Regions from separate parts of the Homo sapiens genome. Here region 1 is linked to region 2. A link is an interaction called in ENCODE POLR2A ChIA-PET data of the cell type or tissue named here. Cell type or tissue: CD4-positive, alpha-beta T cell. All regions are shown on one strand. Each heading gives the region's core, and the rest is flanking DNA. Links, peaks and the distances in the headings are about the cores only.

Region 1 (10,096 bases), core at 5,070-7,569, 180 kb before region 2:
ACACCAGAAAAGCACAATTAATTATAAGAATTTATTAATTGGATGTTATCAAAATTTAAAACTTTTGCCCTGCATAAGAGCCTGTTAATAAAAAGACAAGGTAAAAACTGGGAGAAAACTGCAAACCACACCTGATAAACCATATCTGACAAAGAGGTCATATCTAGAATATTGTTTAAAGTTTTCAAAAGTCAACAACAACAACAAGGAAAAACAATCCAATTAGAAAATGGGCTAAAGGCATGAACAGATATTTCACTGAACAGGATATATTGATGGAAAATGAGAAAATAAAATAACTTTTATCAGAGGAATGTCAGTCCTTTTAAATTATCAAGCCCAGAGAGACGTTAAAATAAGACAGCAGGCCCCATGCGGTGGCTCATGCCTGTAATCTCAGCACTTTAGGAGGCCAAGGCGGGCGGATCACGAGGTCAGGAGATCCAGACCATCCTGGCTAACACGGTGAAACCCCGTTTCTACTAAAAATACAAAAAATTAGCCAGGCACGGTGGCAGATGCCTGTAGTCCCAGCTACTCCGGAGGCTGAGGCAGGAGAATGGCGTGAACCCAGGAGGCAGAGCTTGCAGTGAGCCAAGAGCGCGCCACTGCACTCCAGCCTGGGCGACAGAGTGAGACTCTGTCTCAAAAAAAAAAAAGGAAAACTGCATGTCCTGCACATGTACCCCTGAACTTAAAATAAACACATAAGTACATAAATAGAATTTAAAAAAATCTTAATTGTATGTGGGTAGGTCCCTTTGATTGAAAGTGAGATAGAAGGCTGGGCGCAGTGGCTCACGCCTGTAATCCCAGCACTTTGGGAGGCAGAGGCGGGCGGATCACGAGGTCAGGAGATCAAGACCATCCTGGCTAACACGGGGAAACCCCGTCTCTACTAAAAATACAAAAAGAAATTAGTCAGGCGTGGTGGCGGCGGACGCCTGTAGTCCCAGCTACTCAGAAGGCTGAGACAGGAGAATGGCTTGAACCCGGGATGTGGAGCTTGCAGTGAGCCGAGATCAGGCCACTGCACTCCAGCCTGGGCGACAGAGAGAGACTCCTCAAAAAAAAAAAAAAAAAAAAAAAAAAAGGAAAGTGAGATAGAAATAATTTTTTTAAAACTTACTATTCAAAATTTGCAAAACTAAATAAGAGTAAAAGAACTTTACATTTTGTCCCTGGATTGATATAAGACAAAAACATTGTGTGGGAAAGCTGGAGTTGAGGACAAATGAGATTCTGAGAATAAAAATCCCTGGTACATAGCCAAAATTTCAGAGTCAACTTCAGATTTTCAAGGGCCATAAAATAGGTAACCTCAAGCCACCAACTCCAACAGATAAAAGGAACCAGGTAATATGTGTTCCAGGGAGAAAGAATAGAAAATTGGCTGAGTTCTATCACTGACAAAACTTAGCGGGAAGGAGAGATCTGGAAGGTGGGAAGGTGGAGGGATCCCCGGCTTGGGGGGTGGGGAGGGGCTGTGCTTCGGTCTCCCCCTCCTACTGCCCCTCCCCAACAAAGGAGCCCTTTGTGATGTGAAGGCCCAGCTCTGTGATGCAGGCCTGGGCCCCAGTCCCTAGCCTCCACGGGGATGCCCAGAGCTCAGTTGCTTGAAAGCAATGCACCTATTCACATGGAGAATCTTCCCTTTCCTCTAAAATTACTTAGTCCCTCATCGCTAAACACCCCCAGCTCCACACCATGGGTGTTGGATATCTTCCTCACCTTGGTGTTTGCCCTGGGGTTCTTCTTCCTATTACTCCCCTACTTATCTTACCTCCATTGTGACGATCCACCCTCACCATCGCCTGGGAAGAGAAAGGTAAGGAGCCCTCAGTCCAGACCCACAGAGCTTGATTCTCTCCTTCCTTTTTATTATTAGTTCCACTTTTCCAAATCCAGTGGAGGGACTTCTGCGATGGGAAGTCTCAGGAGAGACCGGAACATCATGCTTCCAGGGAGAGGCAGGGCAGCCAGGGGTTGGTAGGGGTAGATTGTGTACAGGGATTTCCATCCCAAGCCCTCAGTCCATCTGTTGGGGAGCGCAGGAGGCGTGAAGGCAAAATCAAACCCGTGGGCTCAGCGGCCAGGAATGGTCATGAGACGGGGGAGGTCTCTGGTCATGAGACAGGGGAGGTCTCTGTCCGAGGCCAGGCCCTAAGCCCTGGCTCATCAGCCCCTTCCTGGGGCAGGTGGCTTGGGGCCCAACCTCCTCTGTGTGGGGTGATATGGGGCCTGTGCTGGGCCCCCAAGGGCCTCCCACCGGGGCCTGGCATCTCCTCTTGTCTCCTGGGAAGCAGAATCCTACCTGACAGCTCAGTGGTGCCTGTGGGCCTGAGCCTGGGTGTTCCAGGAGCAGAGGAACAGGGACTGATGGCGTCCATGGTGGACCTCATATTGAAAATCCCTCTGTGTGTGTCTGTGTGTGTGTGTGTGTTATTTTTATTTATTTTATTTTATTTTATTTTTTGAGATGGAGTCTCACTCTGTTGCGCAGGCTGCAGTGAAATGGAGCGATATCTGCTCACTGCAACCTTTGCTTCCAGAGTTCAAGCTATTCTCCTGTCTTAGCGTCCTGAGTAGCTGGGGATTACAGGTGCCCGCCACCACACCTGGCTAGTTTTTGTATTTTTAGTAGAGACAGGGTTCCACCATGGCCAGGCTGGTCTCAAACTCCTGACCTCAGGTGATCCACCCACCTCGGCCTCACAAAGTGCTCGGATTATAGGCATGAGCCACCGTGCCTGGCCCCCTCTTCCTGTTTTTCTAAGAAGAAAAGCAGTTTATCATCCATTTAAACATGAATGGGAGGAAGCACACAGAGCTCCCTGAGCAAGACAGAGAGAGCCATGCGGTTCATGAGTGCAGAGTGCTGCGGCTGGGCTGGGGGTGGAGAGGGAGAGCCGGTCCTAGCTCCTCGCCATTTCTTGTCTCCCAGTGTCATCTTGTCTCCTCGCGTCATCTTGTCTCCCAGTGTCCAGTAGGGCAGAGGGGGATGCCCAGAGGCAGGATGAAAAACCACAGTCTTCAGAGGTAAGGCTCTGCCAGGGCACACTAGAGTTAATTTGATCTCGTCTGTCCCTGAGGGAACTGACTCTGAAGAAGTCAGTTGAAGAAGCCTGAGGTGGGGGCTCCTAGGAAGGAAATCAGAACCCCGGGTCCTTCTCAGATTCCATGCCGGAATGAAGCCATGGTGGGCCAGGGACTGAGCGTTACCCAGCAGGGGGCAGTGTGTGTGTTCTGGGGAGACCAATGCCTGCCTGGATGCGGAGGGGGTTGAGGGGGCCTCCCGCTCCCTGGGAACAGCTGTTCAACTCTGCTAAGGCTGATTCCTCTTTGAGACCACCCCAGTCCTTTCTCCACACAGGGCAGTTGTGAGGACTATGGGGGTGGGGGGCCTGTTTGTGGAAGCCCTTTGTGAATGACAAAGCCCTGTCCTCCATGCCTTGCTATTACCATCGGGGCCATGTGGCTTTGGACACAGATGGGTGGGTTCCAGGGTCTAATTCCCCATGGTCTTCCCTGAAGAAACATACACTCAGCCTCCTGTGAGATCCCAGGCCCCTCCCTCACTGCCCTAACCCGGTCTGATTTCCAGCTTGTAGAGAGTGCCTGAGAGGCCTGGAGGAGACTTGGGACCTGCTTTCACAACTGCAGAGGTGAGGCACTTCCCCTTCCCTGCATCCTTCCTACCAGGGCTGGGATGCGACCTCAGGGCCATAGGCAGCCTGGAGCTGACCTGGGATGGGGAGACCAGGGGGACAGAGGATGAGAGTAAAGGCCTGGGGCAAGGGGTAGCAGGAGAATTGGGCAGTCAGGGTGTGGGGTGGTGGAGGGGCTGTGGCCCGAGCGCCCACTCTGACCTCCGAATCCACCTGCTCCTGGCTGCAGCTTGTGCCTCCTGTCTCCTGCAGCCTCCTAGGGCCACACCTTGAAAAAGGTGACTTTGGTCAGCTCTCCGGTCCAGACTCCCCAGGTGAGGTGGGCAAAAGAGCACCTGATGGAGCCTCCCGGTCCTCTCATGAGCCTATAGAAGATGCTGCTCCCATTCTCTCCCTGTTAGCTTCCCCGGATCCTTGAACCAAGCATCCTCAGGATCTGGCCTCCACCCCACCACCAGGCCCAATGACCACCTCAGTCTCCTCCCTAAGTGCCTCCCAGCCACCAGAACCTTCCCTTCTCCTAGAACATCCCTCACCCGAGCCACCTGCACTTTTCCCTCACCCACCACGCACTCCTGATCCTCTGGCCTGCTCTCCGCCTCCTCCAAAAGGCTTCACTGCTCCTCCCCTGTGGGACTCCACTCTGATAACTCCATCTAACTGTGACTCAGTGGCACTTCCACTGGACACTGTCCCTCAAAGCTTGACTCCACGTGAGGATTTGGCAGCTTCTGTCCCAGCCATCTCAGGTCTTGGCGGCTCAAATAGTCAAGTTTCTGCCTTCTCCTGGTGGCAGGAGACTACCAGAACCTGGTGCGTCTTCAATTCGTCAGTCCAGCAAGATCATCTTTCCCGCCACCCACCAGAGACCTGTCAGATGGAAGCTGGTAGACCATTTTTGCTCAGCTCTGATGGCCAGGATGTCGTGGGGATACAAGTCACAGAAATCAACATTTGAGAGGAAAAAGAAAATGATGGACGATTTCCAAAACAGCCCACAAAAGCACTTGAATGCTTTGGGGAATTTGGTTAAATCACTGGATGCTGAGCAGGACACCACAAGCCCAAAACCCTTCTGGAACATGGGAGAGAACTCAAAATAGCTGCCCAGTCCTCAGAAGCTCTCAGATCCTAGGCTCTTGCAGGAAAGTTTTCAGAAGAATTATAGCCAGCTTTTCTGGGGCCTCCCCTCTCTGCACAGTGAATCTCTGGTGGCTAATGCCTGGGTCACTGACTGTATGTAAGGGTCTTACATCCTTACATCAATGAAATGTCCAATGTCTGCCCAATTCAAAGGGAGACTACAATGTCCCCACTGCTTTTCCAGGCCCAGCCCCTGTCCCATCTGGGGCCTGAGTCCCAACCCTTTATTTCATCCACACCCCAATTCCGGCCCACACCTATGGCTCAGGCCCATCTTCAATCCTCTTTCCCAGTCCTATCTCCTGCTTTTCCATCCCCGATGAAGAACACTGGAGTAGCTTGCCCTGCGTCGCAGAATAAAGTGCAAGCTCTCTCCCTACCTGAAACTCAGCACCCTGAATGGCCTTTGTTGAGGAAACAACTATAAGGTGGGTTGGCTTTACCCCCTAGGGTCCAAAAATCTCAGGACATCTTTAGTGTCTCCACTCCTAACCTTCCCCAGGAAAGGGGACACCCATTCTGCCTGAGAACTTTCCAGTCAGTCCTGAACTCCAGAGCAACATATTGAAAAGTGGTTCATTCAACACCAGGGCAAGATTCAAGAGTCTCTGGATCTGATGCAGCTTTGGGATGAATTGCCAGGGAAAAGTCAGGCGAAGGGCAAACCCAGGTCCTGGCAGTCCTCCATGTCCACAGGTGAAAGCAGCAAGGAGGCACAGAAGGTGAAGTTCCAGCTAGAGAGGGACCTGTGCCCACATCTGGGGCAAATTCTGGGTGAGGCCCCGCAAAATCTATCCAGGGGCATAGAAAGCTTCCCAGGGAAGACTCTGGGGGTGACCTCTGAAGAGTCAGAAAGGAACTTGAGGAAGCCCTTGAGGAGTGACTCGGTAGGGATTTATTAAGACTCACGGACAGGAATCATATAGAAAACATCCTGAAAGCCCACATGGGTAAGAGGTTGGGCCAGACCAACGAGGGCTTGATCCCCGTGAGTATGCATCGATCCTGGCTTGCTGTCAACCAGGCTCTTCCCGTGTCCAACACCCACATGAAAACCAGCAATCTAGCACCCCCCAAAAGTGGGAAAGCCTGTGTGAACACAGCCCAGGTGCTTTCCTTCCTTGAGCCATGTACTCAACAGGTGCTGGGAGCCCACATTTTGAGGTTTTGGGCCAAACACAGGTGGGGTCCACCCCTCAGGGTCCTCAAGCCCATTCAGTGCTTTAAACTGGTTTCATCCTTGTGCAATACACAGCTTGCCGGTCCCTCCTCAGCCACCTGTGAATCTGGGGCTGGCTCAAAAGTTGAGGTGGCCACGTTCCTTAGAAAGCCACCAATGGCAAGTCTGAGAAAGCAGGTGCTGACCAAAGCATCTGTTCACATGCCAGAGAGGCTTCAGGCCTCCTCACCTGCATGTAAGCAGTTCCAGAGGGCCCCACGAAGGATCCCATCTTGGAATGATCATGGGTCCTTGAAGGCTCCTACAGCTGGACAGGAGGGCAGGTGGCCATCTAAGCCCCTCACATACAGCCTCACAGGCAGCACCCAGCAGAGCAGGAGCTTAGGAGCCCAATCTTCAAGGGCGGGAGAGACCAGGGAGGCAGTGCCACAACCCAGAGTCCCCTTGGCAACCTGTATGTTGGCAAACATCCAAACCACAAGTGAGGATGTGCGTGGTTTCGAGGCTCCAGGGGCCAGCAAAAGCTCTCTCCTCCCTAGAATGTCTGTCTCCCAAGATCCAAGAAAGCTGTGTCTTAGGGAGGAGGTTGTTAGTGAATTTGAGCCTGGAATGGCCACGAAGTCAGAGACCCAGCCTCAAGTTTCTGCCGCTGTTGTGTTCCTTCCAGATGGGCAAGCATCTGTTGTGCCCCATGCTTCAGAGAATTTGGCTTCTCAAGTGCCCCAGAGCCATCTCCAGAGCACGCCTACTGGGAACATGCGGGCTTCCCAGGAGCTACGTGACCTCATGGCAGCCAGAAGGAGCAACCCGGGGCAGGGGCACAAGGAGCCCAGGAACCCAAACTGTCAAGGTTCATGCCAGAGCCAAAGGCCAATGTTTCCCCCTACTCACAAGAGGGAGAACCCTAGGAAGCCCAACTTAGAAAAACATGAAGAAATGTTTCAAGGACTGAGGACTCCTCAACTTACCCCGGGCAGGAAGACGGAAGACAGAACACACCCATCAGAATGAAGGCATCCAGCTACTGCCATCAAAGAAACAGCCTCCTTCAATAAGCCACTTTGGAGAAAACATCAAGCAATTTTTTCAGAGGTTTTTATCAGAGAAAAAAAGCAAGCCAGCACCAGTCACTGCTGAGAGCCAAAAGCCAGTAAAAAACTGATCATGCATGTACAGCAGCAGTGCTGAAGCTCAGCGGCTCATGACAGCAGTTGGACAGATACTGGAGGAGAAAATACCACTTTGCCATGTGCGCCATGCCTCGAAGGTAAATCAGCACCAACAGCAGTTTCAAGCCCCAGTCTGTGGATTTCCCTGCAACCACAGGCACCCCTTCTACTCAGAACACAGCAGAATGCTGAGCTATGCAGCCAGCAGTCAGCAAGCCACCCTCAAGAGCCAGAGTTGTCCCATCAGAGACAGAGAAATTGATCAACAGACCTTGAAAAGTGTCCGGTGCAACAATGAGGGCCTTCACTGTCCCTCTTTCTGTCAGCATTTTAATCACAACTGTTTAACAAGTCTCTACAATGGTCCAAACTTTCCCTCATCTTCCTGTCTTCTTCCAAGTCCTCCAAACTCTCCACCCTCTGGCTGTTAGCCACTTCTGAACCTGCTTTTATATTTTCAGCTATCTTTGTCACAGCCTGGCAATGTAGAAGGAAAAAAGGCCATTTTCAGAGCAAACTTCAAGAAGACTTCAGATATTTGCATTAAAAAGAAGACCAGTGTTAACAGAGAACACGGTGGGGAAAAGTCATTGAAGGCATTTCATAGCTTCACTTCGCAGTACTAATTTTCTGTATGATCATAACAAAAGGGATTTAGTTGGCTAGGCTAACTAACTCAGGAAGCCTCCCCATCATACCAGAAGGACAAGCAGCAATAAAATGTTTCATATGGCAGGAGTAGGAGCAAGACAGAGAGGAAAGAGATATCATACCCTGTTATACAACCAGATCTCATGAGAACTCAGTATCACAAGGTCAGCATCAAGAAGAAGGTGCTTAACCATTGGTGAATGATCCACCACCCCACTCACCTCCACCCCCAACTGTTTCCAGGCAGAAAACTGATGCAGAGGCAGAGCCACTTGGAATACCTCTACTAGGGCAGTGCAGAAGGAACATATGGGCTTGAAGGCCCCATGCAGCAGGCCATCATCCTAGAGACATAGACCCACCAACAACCCACACCCTCAGTATGGAAAAGGTACAGGCACTTAACACCAGCCCAGCCCATGAAAGCATCCATGAGGGCTAAAGCCGGCAAAGCCACAGGTGCACTGTTCTAGTAGAGGTTTCCCATGAGCCTCTGCCTCTGCAGCAGGTTACTCCCCCTTCCTACTACCCACCAGCCTCCCACCACACTACGGCCAGGCTACTCCTCCCCACCCTCCCCACCCCTTTCTCCTTACACCCCCACCCTCCTCCCATTCATGATTAAATCACCTCCCACCAGGCTTCACCACCCAAATTTGGGATTACAATTTCACATGAGTTTTTCTAGCAAAACACAGCCAAACCATATTATTCCGACCTTGACCCTTCTGAATCTCAGGTTCTTCTCACAGGGTAAAATACAATCATGCCTTTTCAAAAGTTTCCAAAAGCCTTAACTCATTCCAGCACTAACTCAACTATAAAAAGTTCAAAGTCTCATCCGAGACAAGGCTACAGTATCTTCTGCCTATGAGTCCCTGAAGTTAAAACGGAGTTCTTTTCTTTCAAGGTACAACGATGGTACAGACATTGGGTAAGCTTTCTTAATCCAAAGGGAAGAAATTTCCCAGAAAAATAACACAAATGGGACCACAGGCCCAATGCACATCCAAAACCCAGCAGACCAGTATTCAATCTCACAGCTACGAAATTATGACGAGAACTATCAGAAGGACAGCATTAAGGAGATGGTATTTAACCATTTGTGAAGGATCTGCCCCCACCCCTGTCTTTCACCCCCAATGCCACCATAATTCCCCCCAATTCTCCCTGACACCCCCACCTTCCAACCTCCACTCTCCACCATGATTAAATCACCTTCCACCAGCCCCCACCTTTAACATTTCCCGTTATAGTTCCACATTAGTGGGACACAGAGCCAAGTCATATTATTCTGTCCCTGCCCACTCAAATCTCATGTCTTTCTCACATTGCAAAATACAATGGTGCCTTCCCTACAGTCCCCCAAATCTTAACTCATTCCAGCAAATGTCCAAAGCCCAAAGTTTTATCTGAGACAAGGATACAGTCCCTTCTGCCCATAAGCCTCTGAATTATAAAGCAAGTTAACTACTTCCAAGGTACAATGATTGTACAGGCAATGGGTAAGCATTCCCAGCCAATAGAAGAAAAATTGCCTGAAAGAAAAACAAACACTGATGGGACTCACAGGATACATGAACGTCCAAAATGCAGCAGGCCAGTCATTCAATCCTACAGCTCCAAAATCATCCTTTTGGAATCCTTGTCCCACATCCATGGCACAGGGGTGTGAGGGCTGGGTTCCCAAGGCTTTGGGCAGATATGCACCTGTGGGTTTGCAGTGATCAGTCCCCACTGCTGCCCTCATGGACAGCGCTGGTGTTGAGTGCCTGTAGCTTTTCCACAGAGAGGGGGTAAGCTGTTGGTGGGTCTATGAATCTGGGGTTTGGAGGATGGTGCCTCCCTGTGTGAGGGCTTCAATCCAATATGTCCATTCTTTGCTGCCTTAGTAAAACTTTCCATGAGGCTCTACCTCTTGGAAAGGCTTCCGCCTGGACACCCAGGCTTTTCTGTACATCCTCTGGAGTCTAGACGCAGGCTCCCAAGCCTCTAGTCTCTTGCTCTGTGCACTTGCTGGCTTAACACTATGTGGAAGCCATCAAAGCTTGGAGCCACTTCTGAAGCAGTGACCCAAGCTGTACCTGTGCATCTTTCAGCCATGGCTGGAGCTGGAGCTGCACGGATGCAGGCAGCAGTGTCCTGAGGATGCACACAGCAGGGAGGCCATGGAGCTGGCCCAGGAAACCATTTTTCTCTTCTAGGCCGCAGGGCCTGTGACAGCAAGAGTTGCTGCAAAGGTCTCTGAAATGCCTTCAAGGCCTTTTCCCCATTGACTTGGCTAT
Region 2 (10,096 bases), core at 4,841-7,340:
GGATGCGCTGGGCGGCCGCCACCCTCCGTGGCAAGGCGAGGCCCCGGGGGCGGGCCGGGGTCACCACGCCTGCCCCAGGGAACCGCACAGGTGAGGGCTGGGGCCGAGTGGCCGCGTGCGGGGCTCTGCGCCCATTTCACAGACGGGAAAGCCGAGGGGAGGGGGTCGCGGGGCCGCACAGCCGTGGGTGGGGGCCACAGCAACGATCTGCCCCGAGGACGAACCTCCTCGACCCTCCGCCGGCCCAGCAGGCGCCCTAGCGGAGCCGAAGCCTGGCAGCGAGCAGTTCGAAACCAGGCGGCTGCACGCAGCAGCCCGCGCGCCCGTTCCCGAGTGGCCGCAGCGCCTTGGTCCCGGGCGTCTGCGGACAGCGCGGCCGGCCAAGCCTCTCCACGCCGCAGGCTCCGGGCCCCTCCGCGCCCCTCCCGGGGAAGTCGAAACCGGCCTCACCTGGCGGGCGGGTGGCGCGGGGGCGGGAGGGGGGAGCCGGGAGCCCTCTCTGCGCCTGAGGGAGGTGTCATCTTCACGATTCCTTGGTGACCAGCGCAGCTCCACTTTACAGATGGAGAAACTGAGCCTGCGAGAGGGGAGTGGCTGTCCGAGGTCACCCTGTAGCCAGGCTTGGGATCGCCTCGGCTGTCTCGGAGGAGGCTCAGAGGCCTTTGGAAGGAAGAGAAGCTGCTTTTTATTTTACTTTTAAGTGTTTGAATTCAAGAATGTGCTTAAAGAGTTGTCTGCTCCCGTGCCCAAGGCTCCGGGGTTCGAATGCTGGCCTTGCTCCTTGAATGATTCTAAAGTCTAACCCTTTTAGAAACGGAACCAAACCGGAACTCTGGGTCTCAGATATCCCAAAAGCTTACTTCCGCGGCCACTGCCCACGAACGTTAGGCCTGAGGGTTCTGGGCGTCTCAGGCGTTGCGGGGCTAAGGCTCTGCGCAGGAGGAAGCTGAGGCCCGGAGTGGGGTGGGCTGGACCAGGTCACACTGTCAGCCTGCAGCCCCAGGGAACTGGCAGGAAGGTGGCAGGAGAATGGCTTCCTCTCACAGTTGGGGAAACTGCGGCTCAGGGAGCTAATTCACCGAGCAGAGGTCCGCAGCTCAGCAAAGTGGGCGCTGAGACTTGTTCCTGGCGCTGGTGGATTTGGTTTATTTAGTTTGACTCTGGCAGCCTAATGTCCAGAGTCCCTAATTTGGTGTTGGGGTGATGAGCACTTTTGCTCCTGTGTTTGAGCAAGGCCTGCCCAGGGCCTGGTACTACCTGAGGAGCCCCTTCTACTGGCACAACAGCCTGGGGGCGTGGGTGCCAGTGCCCTTTGGATAGCCTTGACTTGCCCAAGGTCAGCCCAAGGCCAGGGAGTATCTGGAGGCTCTGGCATATTTGCATACAAAAGGCTGTTTGCCTTGGAATTTGTGCTGGGAATGGAGCTTAGTCTGGCACCCTGTGCTCTTGTTCATCCTGCCTGGCCCTGGCTCTGCCTCTGACCACCATGACCACTTCCCAGGCACTGGCCCCCTTGTTGGAGTTTTGGGTTAGGATCCCCCCTGTGACCTGGGGTGAGTCGCTGTACCTCTGTGCCTCAGTTTCCCCATGTGCCCCAGTTTCCCCACTGTATACCTGCCCCCAAGCTTGTGGACAGGCCCAGTGGAGCCCAGGGAGGGTACTTGTTCTGGTGCAGGGATGATGCCATCATCTGGACTCCATCACTCCCCTGCCATGTGACCTCAGTTTCTTGCTCTGTGAAATGTGCTGTGAAGTTAGAGGCTGGGGGGTTGGGAGCCTTTGGAGAGGATTTGACACTAAAACACCACTGACCAGGAGTGGTGGCTCATGCCTCTAATCCCACACTTTGGGAGGCTGAGGTGGGCGGATTGCTTGAGTCCAGGAGCTCGAAACCAACCTGGGTAACATAGCAAGACCCCGTATCTACAAAAAATGCAAAAAAAAAATTAGCTGAGCATGGTGGCATGCGCCTGTAGTCCCAGCTATTCGGGAGGCTGAAAGGTGGAAGGATTGCTTTCGTCCAGAGTTCGAGGCTACAGTGAGCTGTGATCACCTCACTGCACTCCACCCTGGGCAACAGAGCGAGATTCTGTCTCAAAACAAAACAAAAACCAAAAACATAGCACGGGGATGTGTGTTTTTCCCACCATCTTTAAAATGGGGCCATTACCACTGGTTTTCCTAGAGTAGATATGAAGAGCACAGTAGTGTGGACAGACTGATCTTCCTGAGAGGCAGGAAGTGGTCTTCCCTCATCTCCCATGAGCGCCCTGGGAGAAGGGCAGGGCGCGGGGGAGACTAGCTCAGAGTAGGAGTTTATCATGTTTGTTGTATGACTGGCCCCTGGCCCTGCTCCCAGGTCAGCCCCAGCACTCCCTGATCTGGGAGATTGTCCAGGAAAGCAGGGTTCCAGTGGCTGTAGGTAACCCCCCTGGCATCCGTGGAAGGGCCTTGGAGGAAGGGCCTGGAGAGGGGGTAGCAGGAGGCATGCTCTGCTGGTGCCTTCTTGGCTTCACCCCTGAACTCCTGCCCCAGAACTGGACTGTGTCCATTTTACAGAGGAGAAACTGAGACCCCGTGAATGCATGTGTAAATCAAAGCAAGGCAGACACACCCTGTGATGCCTGGCTATGGCCTCCTGCCACCCATTGGCATCGAAAGAGCTGCTGGTAGAAGGCATAGGTTCCCGGACCCTCGGTTTTCCACCAGGGATGTGGGAGTACATGTTCCTCATTTGGAATTAGCCCAGCTCTTTTATGGAGGATTGTGTGCTTTCCACATCCTGAGGCCACCCTGCTGCTCAGCCTGGAGATGGAAGGCAGAAGTGGCTCTGAAGCCTGTGCTCACCCTCCATGTGGAGATGGGCTCAGAGAGGGCAAGTGACTTACCTGAAGACACACAGCCAGGGCTGTGGGACACCCACATGTAGTGTTGGGGCCAGGCCTGTCCCCACTGCCAGGGTCTTGGGGGTCCTGTTCTCAAAGCACCTCTGTGTGCAAAAGTCACCCCCTTTAAACTCTGAGAAATTCCTCCTGAAGGTTCCTGTTTCACATTTGGGGGAACTGAGACCCAGATTGAGGTCACACAGGGACTCACTGGCAGGTGGGGATCGAGTCTAGGTGAGACTGGGTTCAGCAGCCTGCCTCTGTCACTCTCTCCCACAGCCTCAGCCAGCATAAAAGGGAACATAGTTACTTAATCCCACAGCAGGCGAGGTCAGGTTATAGGGGCTGTGTGGCGAATCCCAGGAGGGAGGATGGAGGGGCCGACCTGAGGTCCAAGGTTCCAGATAAAAGATTAACAAGTACGGATTGTTCTCAGACGCCCGGCTGGCCTCACAGGCTGGGAGGATGAGAATCCACCCGGTCAGGCTTGGCCCCCTCCGTACATAAGGCCAGGGAGGGAGGAAGCGCAGCTGCAGCAGGTGGCCAGGCAGAGGCGCAGGCGCGGCATGTGGGCTGAGGGCCGCTCAGGCATCACACAGGTGTGGCCCTGAGGTACCCATTGGTCCTCTCCACCTGCCCCTGAGCCGTGGGAGGGCCAGGCAGGGCCTCGTGTGTTTTTATTTTGTATCTTGTTTGCATCAAATCCGTTTTCTGTTGTTTTTCCCTCTTCTTTAAGATTTACATGCAAAGGGATCTAAAGGGTGCCAGGTAAGAAATGCCCCAGCACTAGGCTGGCAGACCAAGGGCAGCCACAACCATGGGCTGGGGAACAGCAGGTGGGTAGGATGGGGCTGGAGGGCAGGACGGATCCAGAGAGGCAAGGCCTCTGCCTCCAGCTTTAGGGAACAGACATCCTCAAAGACAGCTGGGGTGTGGGGTCCTCTGCAGGGGTGAGGCACAGGAGGGCCATCTGCAGGCAGCTGGGAGTTCATGAGTATTTGAAGCAGGGGAGGGGACAGGGGACAGATGGGATCTGCCTCTCATGCATCAGGCATGGGGAGGGGCTCAGGAGGTCAGTGAGGGGTGGCCCTGGGTCCCCTGGGAGTCCGGGAGTCTCTGTGTGAGCAGGACTTGGCTGTGCGGTGGTTAGAGACAAGGGTGATCCACCAGCTCCATCCTCATGCCTTGGTGATTTCTTGGAATGTCCCTGGGAGTTGGGTGCAGGTAGAGACTTTGTAGACCATAGCTCCTGGCACTGTGCTGCCTGCCTGCCCCATCCTGGCTGTGAGTTCGCTGTGAATCCTACGGAATCCTGGCTGTGAGTTCGCTGTGAATCCTATGGAAAGGGCTACCCCAAGGGGACAGGAGTCCAGCCTCCTACTCTTGGCACTGCCATCATGCAGCCAGGGGCCTTGGGCAGGTTTGTGGGCCTCAGTTTCCTCATCTGGAAAATGGAGCCAGCCCAGAGAAAGTGTTTCCTGGCCTCCCAGGCTCAGGAAAGGAGTACAGGAGACCCCACTGGGGCCTGGAGGGTTGAAGGTCCCCTGTATGCTGCAGACCTTGGGGATCAAGGGCTAAGGGCTGAAGTTTCCCTGTGTTCCATGGACCTTGGGGATTGAGGCCCAGGGCCCCAGTAGGGCTCATGTCCTGGGCTGCTCAAGCCCTGACCTAGGGAGTGATCCTGTGCACCAGATCCTGCTCCAAGATCTCCATAGGGCAGTCCTGCTCTTCCCAGACCCCAGGCGGGCAAGTCACCAGTTTTGCAGACGGGGAAGTTGAGGCTGAGCCAGGTGAGAAATTCAGGTCCAAGACCTGCTGCTGGGATGGGTCTTGTCAGGATCAGACCCCAGGAACCTACTGGTTAGCCCTCCAGGAAGCCTGCCCACCCAACTGGGGGCTAAGAGGGGGCATTGCCGGTCAGTGGCTTCTCTTTCTGTGGCCCCTGCAGCAAGAGAGGCCACAGGAACATGACTTTGCCTCCCTGTGCCCCCTTGGCTGAGGGCTTAAAGGAGGTTGGACCTCTTGGCCACCCTGAGGAGGCAGGTCAGGGCTGTGAGCCTTGAGCAAGGACTCACCCTACCCTCCCTCCTACCAGTTACTTCCCCCAGACCCTCTGCTTGACTTATAAAGGAAAGCCATTCCAGCAGTGCACTTACATTAGGACCTGGGCATGAGACCCTTCTTCTGGTCAGCTGGCTACAAATGCAGGGTCTGAGGCCAGGACTGCGTTTAAGGCCCCCCAGCCCCACCAGGCACCATCCTTCTCTGCTCATGGACAGTTGGGCTGGCATCAGTTTTACTGGGCTTGTATTCCAAATCGTTCTATACTTTTATTTGAGTTTTTAATTTGACGGCGCATCCCGGACTTCTTGTAGGTCAGTGTTACCTCGCTGGCTGGTCCCCTTTCTTTGGTTGTGGGTGGTGACTTCACCTTTTTTTTTGAGACAGAGTCTCACTTTGTCAACCAGGCTAGAGTACAGTGCCGTGATCTTGGCTCACTGCGGCTTCTGCCTCCTGGTTCAAGCAATTCTCCTGCCTCAGCCTCCTAAGTAGCTGGGACTACAGGTGCACACCGCCACGCCTAGCTACTTTTTGTATTTTTAATAGAGACAGGGTTTCACCATGTTGGCCAGGATGGTCTTGATCTCCTGACCTTGTGATCTGCCCACCTTGGCCTCCCAAAGTGCTGGGAGTACAGGCGTGAGCCACCGCACCCAGCCGACTTCACCCTTTATCCCCCACGTCTGTGAGGCTCAATGATGCAGGCAGGACAGGCTCTGGGGATGCTGGGAAGGGGATGCTGGGAACAGCTTGCCTGCTGTTGATGCCTGTCACTGTGACATGTAATCCACCACCTGCAGTTGCTGTCTGAGGACAAGAGCCCTCACTATAGCAGAACCTGGCGGCTGAGAACACAGGATGTGGCTTTTGGCAGATGAAGTGTGAACCAAGACAAGACCTTGGTCGACCTCAGACATAGCTAGGTGAGAGCCGACTGGTCAACCTCAGACATGGCTAGTCATGAGCTCCCCACAGGGCTCAGCACAACACACGGGCGGGCAGGGGGAGGAGCTGCTCCTTCTAAAACACACTTAGAGGAAGTCAGCTGTGGAGGTGGCCTTGCTGGGATGATCATCATTTCATCCAGTCCTCGCCCCACCCTGCCTGTTGTGGTATTTGTAGGTGGAGACACAGGCCCAGGGTGGAGAAGTGACTGGGGTCTTCTGGAAAGGCCGGGCCTACCCTCAAACCCAGGTCCTCTGGCTCCAGAGCTGGTCCTGGCTGCCTTGAGTGCATGGGAGGCCCTGGCGGTCACATCCGTCTTGTTTGAGAGAAAGCTATGTCCCCGCGGTGACACACAGTCTCAGTAGAATAAGTCCTAGGGATCAGCCCAGTGCCCAGACCGCTCAGCAGTGGTTAAATGTCTGGGTCCTGGATGGGGAGTGGTATGGCCACCCCTTCCCTGGGACCCTGGTGGGTGGGAAGGGGATGTGCCCAGGGGATCAGTTACATGTCAGCAGTGGGGATGCTCAAGGTCTTCCGCCAGCATTTTTCTTTTGAACGTGCAGCAGAGTTGAAAGAATTTTATGCCTGGACACGCACCAGCTTGATTCCACCCTTCGCATTTCGCTGTGCCTGCTTTCTCACATCTGTCTCCATCCCTTGGTCCACCCCTCCAGGCATCTCATTATTCTAATGAAGTTCTAGTTTTATTTTTAAAGAATGAATTCACGTTCATCCATTCATCCTCTCACTGGGCAGACACTCAACCAGGCGCTGTTGTGGGTGCTGGACACACTCACCCTCGCCAACCTCTCCTCCCATCCGCCAACGGCTACTCCCAAACCTCTGGCTGGTGGGGCCTCCTCTCTGCAAGGGCCGCAGTGGGCTGGGAAGCCACAGAGGAATGCAGAAGTCGCAGCTCTAAATTAAGGACTGGGAAGTGTTGGCTGCCTGGCGGCCCTGGGGAGGGGGCCACGTGGCCAGCCCGTGGCTGCCCTGCTGTGTCTGCCAGGGCTCCAGAATCCCATAGCCACCTCCTTGGCCAGAAGGACAGTGCATATACAGATCCCAAGATCCTGAAAAAGCAAAGTGGTCCCTGGCCCTTGGGGAGTGCTGATCACGACTCTTGCCTGTGAGGTGAGGCTGCCAGTCCTCCATTCCTTTGTTCTTGCATTCATTCATTCACTCATTCCTGCACTGATGTCTCCAGATATGGAGCTTGGTAGTTGACGGAGAGCCCAACCCTGGAGACAGAATTCAAGTCCTAGCTGTGCCACTGGGAGCTAGGTGACCCAAGGCCAGCGAGAGTCAGCCCAGGGTTATAGGAAATAGCCCAGGCCAGGGGTTAGAGCTGTACCTGGCACACAGGTATGCTCAGCGTCAGCTGTCATCCGCCCAGCATCCCTGGGAGGTTCTGCCTCCTGCTGATCTCAGTCCTGCCCACCATGCCCTCCATCCCCCTGAAGGGCAGGGCAGCTCCTCAGGCCCTCCCCACTCTGTGTACCGCCCCTAGAAATTGTGCACCCCTCCTCTGCAGCCTCCTCAATCTGAAGGGCTGATCTTTTTAACCCTGACAGAGATAAGAAGCAAAAAAAGTATCTTCAGTTGCTTTTTCTTTTTTTGGAGATGGAGTCTCCCTCTGTCGCCCATGTTGGAGTGCAGTGGCATGATCTCAGTTCACTGCAACCTCCACCTCCCAGGTTCAAGGGATTCTTCTGTCTCAGCCTCTTGAGTAGCTGGAACTACAGGCGCACGCCACCACGCCCAGCTAATTTTTGTATTTTTAGTAGAGACAGGTTTTCACCATATTGGTCAGGCGGGTCTCAAACTGCTGACCTCATGATCCGCCTGCCTCAGCCTCCCAAAGTGCTGGGATTACAGGTATGAGCCACCGTGCTCGGCCAAGTATCTTCAGTTTTAAATGTGTATTTCTTTAATTGACATATTTTCCCCCTGATTTTTTAAACAGCTTTACTGGGCCATAATTCACATACCATACAATTTACCTTTTTAAATCATAGAACTCAGTAGCTTTTGTACATTCACAGATATGTGCTACCATCACTCCAGTCAATTTTATTTTATTTTATTTTATTTTTTGAGACGGAGTCACTCTGTTGCCCTGGCTGGAGTGCAGTGGCACAATCTTGGCTCACTGCAACCTCCGCCTCCCGGGTTCAAGCGATTCCCCTGCCTCAGCCTCCTGAGTAGCTGGATTACAGGCGTGCACCACCACACCCAGCTAATTTTTGTATTCTTAGTAGAGATGGGGTTTCACCGTGTTGGCCAGGCTGGTCTGGAACTCCTGACCTCAGGTGATCTGACCGCCTTGGCCTCCCAAAGTGCTGGGATTACAGGTGTGAGCCACCATACCCAGCCACTCCAGTCAATTTTATAATGTTTTTAATCACTGCATAAGAAGATCCCATACCCCTTAGCAGCCATCTCCCAGTTTTCCCTTTCCCCCAGCTTCTGACAGCCACTAATCTGCTTTCTGTCTCTGGATTTGCCTGTTCTGGACATTTCATATGAGTGTCATCATATGACATGTGACCTTTTGTGTCTGACTTCTTTCACTTAACACAGTGTTTTCAAGGTTTATCCATGTTGTAACATGGATCAGCACTTCATGCCTTTTGATGATTTAATAGTACTCTGTGGTGTGGATAAACCACATTTTGTTTATTCACTTATTGGTTGACAGACATTTAGGTGTTTCAGCTCTCTGGCCATTACAAATAATGCTGCTGTGAACATTCGTGTACCCATTTTTGTGTAGACAGGTATTTTCATTTCTCTTGGCTGATTACCTAGCAGTGGAATTACTGGATCATGTGGTAATTCTGTGCTTAACTGTGTGAAAAACCACCGGACAGTTTTCCAAAGCTGTTGCACCATTCTGTTCCCAAACTAGTAGCTTCTGAGGTGCCAGTTTCTCCACATTTTTCCTAACACTTCGTATTGTCTGTCTTTTTTTTTTTTTTTTCTTGAAACGAAGTCTTGCTCTGTCCCAGGCTGGAGTGCGGTAGCCTGATCTCGGCTGACTGCAACCTCCGCCTCCCAGGTTCAAGTGATACTCCTGCCTCAGCCTCTCAAGTAGCTGGGATTACAGGGGCCCACCACTACGCCTGGCTAATTTTTGTAGTTTTAGTCGAGACAGAGTTTCACCCTGTTGGCCAGGGTGGTCTCAAACTCCTAACCTCAAGTGATCCAGCCACCTCGGCCTCCCAAAGTCCTGGGATTACAGGCGTGAGCCACTGCGCCCAGCCAGCTATTGGTATTGCCTATCTTTTTGACAGACTTCCTTGTGGTTTTGATTTGTATTTCCCTGAAGGTTAATAATTTTGAGAATCTTCTTGTGCTTATTGGCTGCTAACTTATCTTTTTCAGAGAAATGTCTGTTCAGATCCTTTGGCCATTTTTCAATTTTGTTGTCTTCTAATTGAATTGTAATAATTCTTTATATGTTCTAGACACATGCCTCTTATCAGATACATGATTTGCAAGTATTTTCTCCCTATTGGTAAGTTGTCTTTTCACTTTATTGAATGTCCTTTAAAGCACAAACATTTTTCATTTTGATGAAGTCCTGTTTTTATTTTTCTTTTGGTGTTTGTCTTTGGTGTTAGATCTAAGAAACCATTGCCTAAGTTTACAAAGATTTTCCCTATGTTTTCTTCTAAGAGTTTCATAGTTTTAGCTCTTACTTTTAGGTCTTTGATTCATGTTAATTTTAGCATATGGTATGAGCTAGGGGTCCAGCTTCAGTTGTCCCAGCATCAGTTTGTTGAAAAACTATTCCTTTCCCATTGAATTGTCTTGGTACCCTTGTTGAAAATCATTTGACTATAAATGTAAGGGTTTACCTCTGCACTCTCAGTTCTATTCTGTTGGCCTTTATGTCTGTCCTCATGATAGTACCACACTGTTTTGATTACTCTAGCTTTGTAATACATTTTGAAATTGGCAAGTGTGAACTCTCCAACTTTGTTCTTTTTCAAGAGTGTTTTGGCTATTCTAGGTCTTTTGCATTTCCATATGAGCTTTAAGATCAGCTTGTTGATTTCTGGAAAGAAAGCAGCTGGATTCTGATAGAGATTTTGTTGAATCTGTATATCAGTTTGGAGAATACAGTAGATTCAATGAATACAGTAGATACAGTGAATATAGTAGATACAATGTATCCAAGGGGGATACATTCCAGGACC

What was found. Peaks named below come from ENCODE experiments on the same cell type or tissue, not always from the same donor. Only the 100,000 strongest peaks of a DNase experiment are listed, where the experiment ranks them.
Region 1: POLR2A ChIA-PET joins it to region 2 with 5 read pairs; 2 of 35 experiments call an interaction of 5 or more read pairs at or near these places.

Annotation. Positions count from the first base shown.
Region 1 is chr9:92,880,962-92,891,057 of GRCh38, forward strand. It overlaps the pseudogene SPATA31B2P. Among named protein-coding and RNA genes, the nearest start is that of ZNF484, 8.0 kb to the left of the region's middle. RefSeq lists enhancers at 1,656-2,173, 2,174-2,690. In CD4-positive, alpha-beta T cell, for the core only: no CTCF peak of the experiment used is centred there; DNase peaks (open chromatin) are centred at 6,440 and 7,230.
Region 2 is chr9:93,058,741-93,068,836 of GRCh38, forward strand. SUSD3 (sushi domain containing 3) reads left to right here. Exons shown (of 5, transcript NM_145006.4): 1 at 1-90. The coding sequence starts at 3. Among named protein-coding and RNA genes, the nearest start is that of SUSD3, 5.1 kb to the left of the region's middle. RefSeq lists silencers at 1-125, 136-545 and enhancers at 56-1,036, 1,037-2,017, 2,086-2,135, 5,640-5,849, 5,880-5,949 and 1 more. In CD4-positive, alpha-beta T cell, for the core only: no CTCF peak of the experiment used is centred there; DNase peaks (open chromatin) are centred at 5,364 and 5,841; H3K4me3 peaks cover 1,796 bases; H3K27ac peaks cover 2,500 bases.